3 separate regions of the Homo sapiens genome follow, and regions 1 and 3 are each linked to region 2. A link is a contact called in ENCODE Hi-C or POLR2A ChIA-PET data. All regions are on one chromosome and are shown on one strand. Each heading gives the region's core, a stretch centred on a gene start or an enhancer-like site at or near the end of the contact. The rest is flanking DNA. Distances are from core to core; before and after follow the strand shown.

Region 1 (2,835 bases), core at 285-2,784, 620 kb after region 2:
GACACTAGAAGGATGTGTTCCTAATGTGAACTTCAGTATACCAAAAAAGACAGAAATATAAAGTTACAGTTGTTTCAGGAAGGGAGGAAGAAACAAACTTACATAATGTTTCTCTGTAGTTAGGTAGGGCCGAATACTAGCAAGCTCATAAAGCAATTCACAAGCCCTATTGAATCTTCCTAGCTTTAGCTGTGAGGCTTAGAGGTAAAGTTTATACAAGGAAGAGAGAGAGTATAGCCAAGTTACAGAGTGAACCAGTGTCTGAGTCAGAAATAGAACTCCTTGCTTCTAATGCTGTGTTAAGTCCCAGCGCCACACCCTCACTTCTAGACGGCAAAGGTGGTTGTGTGTTCAAGCAATGGGAGCTATGAATAGGGCCACAGTGGCAGTTTTCCCATGCCCTCTCTTCAGGATTGAGAATGTAATGTTTTCTTGTCTGTCCTTTCTCTCCCACAAAGTTTGATTACTCAGAGCAGCAGAGCAGAAGTGCCAGGCATTTGCAGGCTGCTTGCTGTGGGTGTAATATATATGTTCCTGGAAACATAAAACTGAAGTGAGGGGATGGATGTGTTAATTAGCTTGACATAATCACCTCATGTAGTATACATATATTAAAACATCGCCTCGTACTTACATAAATGTAGTTCAATTATGATTTGTCAGTTAAACATAATGCAAATAAAAAATAAAATGATTGAAATCATAAAAAATCTGAATGGAAAACTGGGGAGATCTATTTGAAATGTATCAACTTGAGACTCACAAAATAATATATAGCCAGTGAGCTAGAATCATGCTGTGTAAAAGGATCACTAGTGGGCAGACTGGAGGGACTCTGGGCAGAAGGGAAAAGCCTTCCATTATAAAAGCATTTTCCAAATAAAATAATTATACTGGCAGTACTTATTGTAGAAGATAAGTTCAAGCCGATCATAGTGAATAAAGCCTGACTTTAATGTTAGAGGTTTTGCAGTCCCATAAATGCTGTTTTAACTATCATTTTATATTTTTGGACTCTTGAGTGACCTACACCTTAGTTACATTTGCAATGCTATAGTATTGCACTTATTGTATTGAGTGTGAGCTTTCCTGCTCCTGCAACATACTCTTGTAGTACCTTTAAATATATAATAGATGTTCAAAAAATACTTGTCAAACCAAATGGAATGTGCATGTTTTCTTCCAATCTGGGTGGACAGAATATCTTATTACACAGAAATCATGGATGGAAGGCAAATTTGATTATTTGTTCCATCTTGTCTCTCATAGGAGGAAAATATTTCCTACCGGTCCATAGTGTCAGAGTGGTGAACCCCTGCAGCCAGCAGGCCTCCTGAAAAAAAAGTCCATGGGTGACAGAAGATTCATTGACTTCCAATTCCAAGATTCAAATTCAAGCCTCAGACCCAGGTTGGGCAATGCTACTGCCAATAATACTTGCATTGTTGATGATTCCTTCAAGTATAATCTCAATGGTGCTGTCTACAGTGTTGTATTCATCTTGGGTCTGATAACCAACAGTGTCTCTCTGTTTGTCTTCTGTTTCCGCATGAAAATGAGAAGTGAGACTGCTATTTTTATCACCAATCTAGCTGTCTCTGATTTGCTTTTTGTCTGTACACTACCTTTTAAAATATTTTACAACTTCAACCGCCACTGGCCTTTTGGTGACACCCTCTGCAAGATCTCTGGAACTGCATTCCTTACCAACATCTATGGGAGCATGCTCTTTCTCACCTGTATTAGTGTGGATCGTTTCCTGGCCATTGTCTATCCTTTTCGATCTCGTACTATTAGGACTAGGAGGAATTCTGCCATTGTGTGTGCTGGTGTCTGGATCCTAGTCCTCAGTGGCGGTATTTCAGCCTCTTTGTTTTCCACCACTAATGTCAACAATGCAACCACCACCTGCTTTGAAGGCTTCTCCAAACGTGTCTGGAAGACTTATTTATCCAAGATCACAATATTTATTGAAGTTGTTGGGTTTATCATTCCTCTAATATTGAATGTCTCTTGCTCTTCTGTGGTGCTGAGAACTCTTCGCAAGCCTGCTACTCTGTCTCAAATTGGGACCAATAAGAAAAAAGTACTGAAAATGATCACAGTACATATGGCAGTCTTTGTGGTATGCTTTGTACCCTACAACTCTGTCCTCTTCTTGTATGCCCTGGTGCGCTCCCAAGCTATTACTAATTGCTTTTTGGAAAGATTTGCAAAGATCATGTACCCAATCACCTTGTGCCTTGCAACTCTGAACTGTTGTTTTGACCCTTTCATCTATTACTTCACCCTTGAATCCTTTCAGAAGTCCTTCTACATCAATGCCCACATCAGAATGGAGTCCCTGTTTAAGACTGAAACACCTTTGACCACAAAGCCTTCCCTTCCAGCTATTCAAGAGGAAGTGAGTGATCAAACAACAAATAATGGTGGTGAATTAATGCTAGAATCCACCTTTTAGGTATGAGAAATGTGTTCAGGTCCAGATATGGTTTCTCCTATAATTTTTCCTATGCTATAAACTAAAGATTTGAAGCTAATGATACTGAGAATAATGCACCAAATCCAGTCAGATACATTTGTTTGAAGGTATACTGTAGAGTTTTTATTGCTGTTTTGTTCAGTAATTATAGGTCAAATCTAATTACAACAACCAAGATGGATTGCCAAACTCTTCTGCTTGGTTGGAATTTCATTGTATCGCATTATCCAGGTGGCTAGTGGCATTTGATAATATAGAGATGACTTTGAAACTTTCAAAAAGGTATTTCTATTCCAATGATATTTGGTAATTAGGTTGGGCCTATAAATATAGAACAAATTCAGGGATTTTTA
Region 2 (2,700 bases), core at 120-2,619:
GTGCTGAGATTACAGGTGTAAGCTACTGTGCTCAGCCTAAATGCTGATTTTAATAAGTAATTGTCCTGTCTATATGATCAGTTTTAAACAGATATCACAGTGTGAATACTACTGTCCCCTAGCTTGAGCTCCTTTCGTTCTTTAGGCTGAATTCTATGATACTGTTAACATAATTTGGTTGAAAATGTTCTTACAAGGCTGGGTGCGGTGGCTCACGCCTGTAATCCCAACACTTTGGGAGGCCGAGATGGGGGGATCACTTGAGTCAGTAGTTCGAGGCCAGCCTGGGCAATATGGCGAAACTCCCTTTCTACTAATAATACAACACTTAGCCGGGCGTGGTGGCAAGTGCCTGTAGTCCCAGCTCGGGAGGCTGAGGCACAAGAATCGCTTGAACCCAGGAGGCGGAGGCCGCAGTGAGCCAAGATCGCGCCACTGCCTTCTAGCCTGGGCAACAGCGAGTCCCTGTCTCAAAAAAGAAAATAAAAGAAAATGTTCTTACAATAAAAATATCTTTTCAAGTTCACAAGTTAGGCAAGTTTTTGGTGTTTCATTAACTTACGGAAAGCAAATTCCAACATTTGATTTATAACCCTTGGTTCATACTCTGTGATTCCCATATCCTTCAGGATCTGTGCCATCACCTGTGGATTCAAATAAAAACACCAGATGCAGAATTTGGTACTGGAAATCAAGGCTGCACTGAAGGGTAGTATTTATATTTATGATACAAGGTTCCCCTTCTTTGGGCTCCAAAGTCCTACTCACCCTTGCCCTCCCAAGTGAGTCAGTGATCACACGAAATCGCATAGTACGCTTTTGCAGAAAACTTTTATTTTTATTTTTTGGCGGGGTTGGGGGCGGGGTGTGGGGCAAAGAGAAGACAGAATTTGGCTTCTCCAGCAGAGGTAAGTAGCTCCAGCTGGTTGTCATTTTTGGCTGTGGCGGCGGGTTAAGGTAGCATCAGAACCCTGGACGCGGAGTCAGGGCTGGCAGATAGCTAGAGACGAGGGGGAGGCAGGGGCCCGAAGCCCAGGACACAAAGCTGGGCAGCCGTTCCGCAAGCTCCACTGGACCGCGACCCTCTGGCAAGACTTGGCCCAAGCGGCGAGATAGGGGCCCGGGGGCCAGGGCGCATCCCCATCACCCTCTCCTCCTGACGGCCCTGACTAGACTGAAACGAGCGTGCGAGCCGACCCTCAGGCCCTCAGCGTGGCCCCGCCTCGCAGGTCCCTGGCTGCACCTGGCTTCGCGATCCGCGGCTTATCCTTCGCACTTACCAAGGCATCTCTCGGAGCGTTCTTGGGAGGCGCCATCTTGCCCGACTCCATGTTATCCAGCCACTCGTCATCCGCGGAGACAGAGGAGAGAGGAGAGCTCGCGGGCTCCTCGCTCAGGCTCCACCCCTGCGGGGAGCGGGAGGAGGGAAACGGAAGGCGGGGTTACGTGCCAGCCGCCGGGGGCGGGAGTTTCAGCAAGCCGCTGGCCAGGGGAAGAGACGCGCTGGGGTGCCCGAGTTCAGTATTGGAAGAGGCAGGTAATCCTTCCCCATGGAGCCTGCTGGGGCCTGAAAGAAGTAGAGGGGCCGAGAAGCTCGACTTCCCAGAGTTGTTTCCCGGCAAAGGGCACCAAGTGGGCCAACCTCACCTTTGCGGGGGTCCCTCCTCACACCTCCACGGCTACCACCTTTGCCCCTTTCGGCCTCCCGGAATTCCAGACCCAGTCGGTGTTAGGGCTGCTTGGTCCAACACAGTTGGACCCGTTACGTTTGAATGTCACATCAACAAGGAATACATTTTTAGTATAAGTATATCCCAGATTTGCACAGGCCATACTTATGCTACGAAATAATTGTTCTGATATTCATATTTAACCGGGTGTCCTGGATTTTTATTAGCTAAATCTGACAATCCTACCCAATAGCTTGCTCTCCCCACAGCAAGACTTTGGTCAGCCCTTGTCACACTCAAAGCCCTACCGTGGCTGCCCATTTCACACTGATGAAAAACTAAAGCCTTCACTCGGCCCGTTAGAGACCCTCTAGCCTCTCTTGGCCCTGGAGCAGCTTCCTGTCTCCCCGCTGAGGCCAACACAGGACCCTTCCTTGCCTCCCAGTTACACCCTTCCCAGCCCCTCACCCACAGAACAGCCCGAATGACTTTTCGTGAGAACCTACCATCCAGCCCCAGTGACTTTCAAAAAATGTGCATCAGTTAACTATCTCTGGCTTAAAATGTCGCAGATAACTCATTCTTACCCTCCACATCCACCAACGCCCTAGGATTCTCCCTCAGGAACAGGAACCGTGACTCACCCAGGCCAGAAACGGAGCAGGCAGCCATGTTGGCGCTTTCCCTCACAATCCACACTCAACCTAGCAACAAGTCTTGTCCGGGTGACCTCCCAAAGTTCTATCCATGTCTCCACATCTCCATCCAGTGCTACTATGCTAACGAGTCCAAGCCAACATCCTTACCAAGATTACAGAAATATGCTCCCCAAATAGTGTCCCCCCACATTCCTTACACAGCTAGACGGACCTTTCAGTCATAAATCCAATCATTATTTTCCTTAAAACCCTCCAGTGGCTCTCCTCACAAACACTTACACAAATACATACTAATTTCCCAGGCTTAGCGGGTCCTTCAGTTTTGTGGCGCAGCTCACCTCATCAGACTCATCAGAATCAGCAGTCCACCT
Region 3 (2,813 bases), core at 57-2,556, 520 kb after region 2:
TGGGATCTCATGGGCCATTGGAGGTTTCTGGGACTCCCGGGTTGCTGGAGGCGCCAGGGACTCTGGGGCTGCTGGGGCCTCCTGGAGTTCCCAGGCTGCTGGGGGTTCCCAGGGTAGAAGATCCTGTGGCTCTGGTGGCTTCTGGGGTTCCTTGAACTCTGGGGTCTTTTGGGCCTCCCAGGCTGCTGGGGGATTCATGTGCTCTGGGAGCTTCTGGGGCTCCTTGGCCTCTGAGGACTTTCGGAGTAGATCATACTCCTTGGCTGCTTGGGACTTCTGAAGCTCTGGGATCTGGGCCTGGAGAGCAGCATTTTCTTCCATCAGCCACTGCACTTGAGCCTGCCGAATTTCATTCTCCAATTTCAGAACAATATAGGAGGCTGCTAAGTCCTCCACCATCTTTTGAGGAAATGGGTATGATTTGACAATTTGCTACCAAGAGAGATTGGGTGGGTGTTTGTGAGATCCTTCCTGAAAGCTGCTTACAGGCAGATGTCAGGCTCAGTGAGTTTTCCAAGGGGTGGTATTTGGGCCCCGCCAAGGCTGATTATCAAGAGGTCACTGGGAGCCTCCGGAGCTCGGCAAGAAGGAGCCTCCGGAGCTCAGTAAGGGGAAGTGTCAGATACACTGCGAAGAGAGTGGGAGCTGAGGATCAGAAACTGTGGAAAGCACACATTCAACATAAAACAAAATCTGCCCAACAATGCTGGGTTTCTTTTACCATAGGCTTATGTTCATGAGCTGGGGTATATATGCTGGATCTGACTCCACGACATTTTAAGAACAGCATCTGTCCCAAACTGCACATGTCATTTTGCATTTATCCTTTGAAACTTAACATTATATCAAAAGCAACTTTTTAATATTATTTTCTGTTTTATATAGTCTTTAATCTTGAATATCTGCCTAATATCCCAATGTAACATTTGGATTTTAACAGCTGCTTTCAGTGACTAAATCAAATGTTTGAGCAATGTGGGAATTTTAGGCTCTGCGGTGGGCCAGCCCAAGAGATATTTTTGGGTGACTAGGGTGGTAGGAAGTAGGAGGGAGCTCTTTCTGACACCTCAGAAATCATACCACATAAGTAACCACACAAGACCAGCCTCAGGAGAAAACAAGCAAAAGTCGACTAAATATATATATATATATATATATATGCCCTCAGAAGACACATGCATATTATTTATAAAATACCTCAAAATAGTTAAGAAAATAATCTTTATAAATGTACGTTACCATTCAGAGACTTAGTCCAGGAGCTTGGCTGTCTGTGTACCCATTGCTGAGGAGGGAAATGTGTAAATGGCTGTGGAGGCTTGCCTTTTCTGCACACACTGAACTCAAGCAAACACACCCACTCCCAGAACACATTCCAACTTTCCTCTGTAACATAGCTTTTTAAAGTGTGGAAGAGTTTTTTGACAGTACCTCACAGTTCAGAGCTGCAAGGAAAGTAGGATGCTGTGCTGATGTGAAGCAGCTTCATGTACTCAGTCCTTGGTTACTTTAATGAATATTTGGCCAGGAAATTGTGAGTAATACCACTGCCCTTGTGAAAAGTTGCAAACATTTTTGAATGACCACAGTGGTTTGGGATGTGATTTTTTATGTCTGTCTCATCTAACCTATTCTTACTCTGTCCAAATTGGGCCATTTGTTTACTTCTCACTCAGGGAACAGCCTGCAAACCCTCAGCCCCTTCCCTTGCTTACTACCTATTCAGTCCCTAGGGTTTTTCCTTGCAATGTTTTCTTGGAAAATTTGCCACAGACAGATCTAGAAAAGGTATAAAAGGGTACAAATGTCAGGGAGACCAATTGTGTTGGTGGGTACTTATAGCAGTCTTACAGAGTCCCTGGCTCTTTCTGAATGTCCTGGACCAAAGATCTCATGCTTCCCTGAACTGATCAGGTGCTCCAGGTAGCACTCAGGACATTCACTAAAGACTGGCCTCTTGGGAAGTAACCCTGCTCAGAATCTCACTTTCTCTTCTCATGCCAGATCACAGTTATGCCTTGGGTATGGGCTATGTGGCCATTTTAGGCAAGGCTTAGGGGCAACTATTTTTATCCAAGTAAGGAGTGGGGTTGAGGTTTGCATTTGGCCATTTCAAATCACACATCATGTCAACCACAGTCCCATGTCTCCTTCACAAATGGTCAGTTCTGCATTAGTCAGCATAATGGGATAAACCCTAGTGATGGAATAGGCCCAAAACATAGCAAATTGACAGACTGGGCTACCTGAATCCGAATGCAGAAGCTTTGAAAGTAAAAACAAAATCTTTTGCAAATCGAGTTTATTCTTTCCTTACCTTTCAAAGTTTTATTTTTCTAGAAACACCACACATATAAAAATACCACCATCATCAGGGATGATGTGATCTATTTATGTGAAGTTTTCAGATAACTGAAGCCTTCCTGCCCTCCAAGAAGCCAAAACACACAGTTAACATTTATTTTATCCAGAAAGAAAAGAGAACTTCCAACACCTGAATTTGTAACGGGCTTAGTTAGGGAACAACTATTAATTGAAACTCTTTCCTAATGTTTAGCAATTTCTGTAACAATGAGTTTGAAGGTTCAATACTGGACATCAAGTTGAAATTTAATAAAGAGTATTTCAATTTAAAAAAATCAGAGAAATATTTATAGCATATGTTATACCTCTTTGTCCATTCTTAAGAAATGATTTTGCATATAATTTAATCCAGTTTTAATGGTTTGGATTCATACTTACACAAACCAGCTAGTTTACCCTGTTGTAACACAGTGTTGCCCTCTGAAAGCTACTGAGAGGTATAAAGTGGT

Evidence for each region. Hi-C counts contacts between places; a loop is a spot of excess contacts on that map. ChIA-PET counts read pairs that join two places held with the same protein, here RNA polymerase II (POLR2A). Pooled maps may share reads with other maps.
Region 1: a loop to region 2 is called in a map of B cell, with 7 times the contacts of the local background. The contact joins the enhancer-like site here to the promoter of TAF9B in region 2. A Hi-C loop is called at or near these places in 1 of 168 maps with a recorded cell type or tissue (B cell), 10 of 37 single-sample maps with no recorded cell type and 5 of 50 pooled maps. POLR2A ChIA-PET finds 5 or more read pairs at or near these places in 2 of 52 experiments (A673 and activated CD4-positive, alpha-beta T cell).
Region 3: a loop to region 2 is called in a pooled map, with 2.8 times the contacts of the local background. The contact joins the promoter of RTL3 here to the promoter of TAF9B in region 2. A Hi-C loop is called at or near these places in 9 of 50 pooled maps.

The regions. Positions count from the first base shown.
Region 1 is chrX:78,753,522-78,756,356 of GRCh38, forward strand. LPAR4 (lysophosphatidic acid receptor 4) reads left to right here. Exons shown (of 5, transcript NM_001278000.3): 5 at 1,270-2,835. The coding sequence starts at 1,349. The coding sequence ends at 2,461. Among named protein-coding and RNA genes, the nearest start is that of LPAR4, 7.2 kb to the left of the region's middle. Within about 2 kb of position 1,535, at least 2 of the 41 ENCODE cell types and tissues checked have a DNase peak (open chromatin) inside an H3K27ac peak, as active enhancers do; they include B cell, where a contact is called at or near this core.
Region 2 is chrX:78,138,281-78,140,980 of GRCh38, forward strand. TAF9B (TATA-box binding protein associated factor 9b) reads right to left here and starts at 1,370. Exons shown (of 7, transcript NM_015975.5): 1 at 1,281-1,370; 2 at 563-644. The coding sequence starts at 1,331. RefSeq lists an enhancer at 1,059-1,368.
Region 3 is chrX:78,658,022-78,660,834 of GRCh38, forward strand. RTL3 (retrotransposon Gag like 3) reads right to left here and starts at 1,307. Exons shown (of 2, transcript NM_152694.3): 1 at 1,240-1,307; 2 at 1-627. The coding sequence starts at 399. All of the region lies in intron 1 of LOC107985670 (a long non-coding RNA gene), which reads left to right.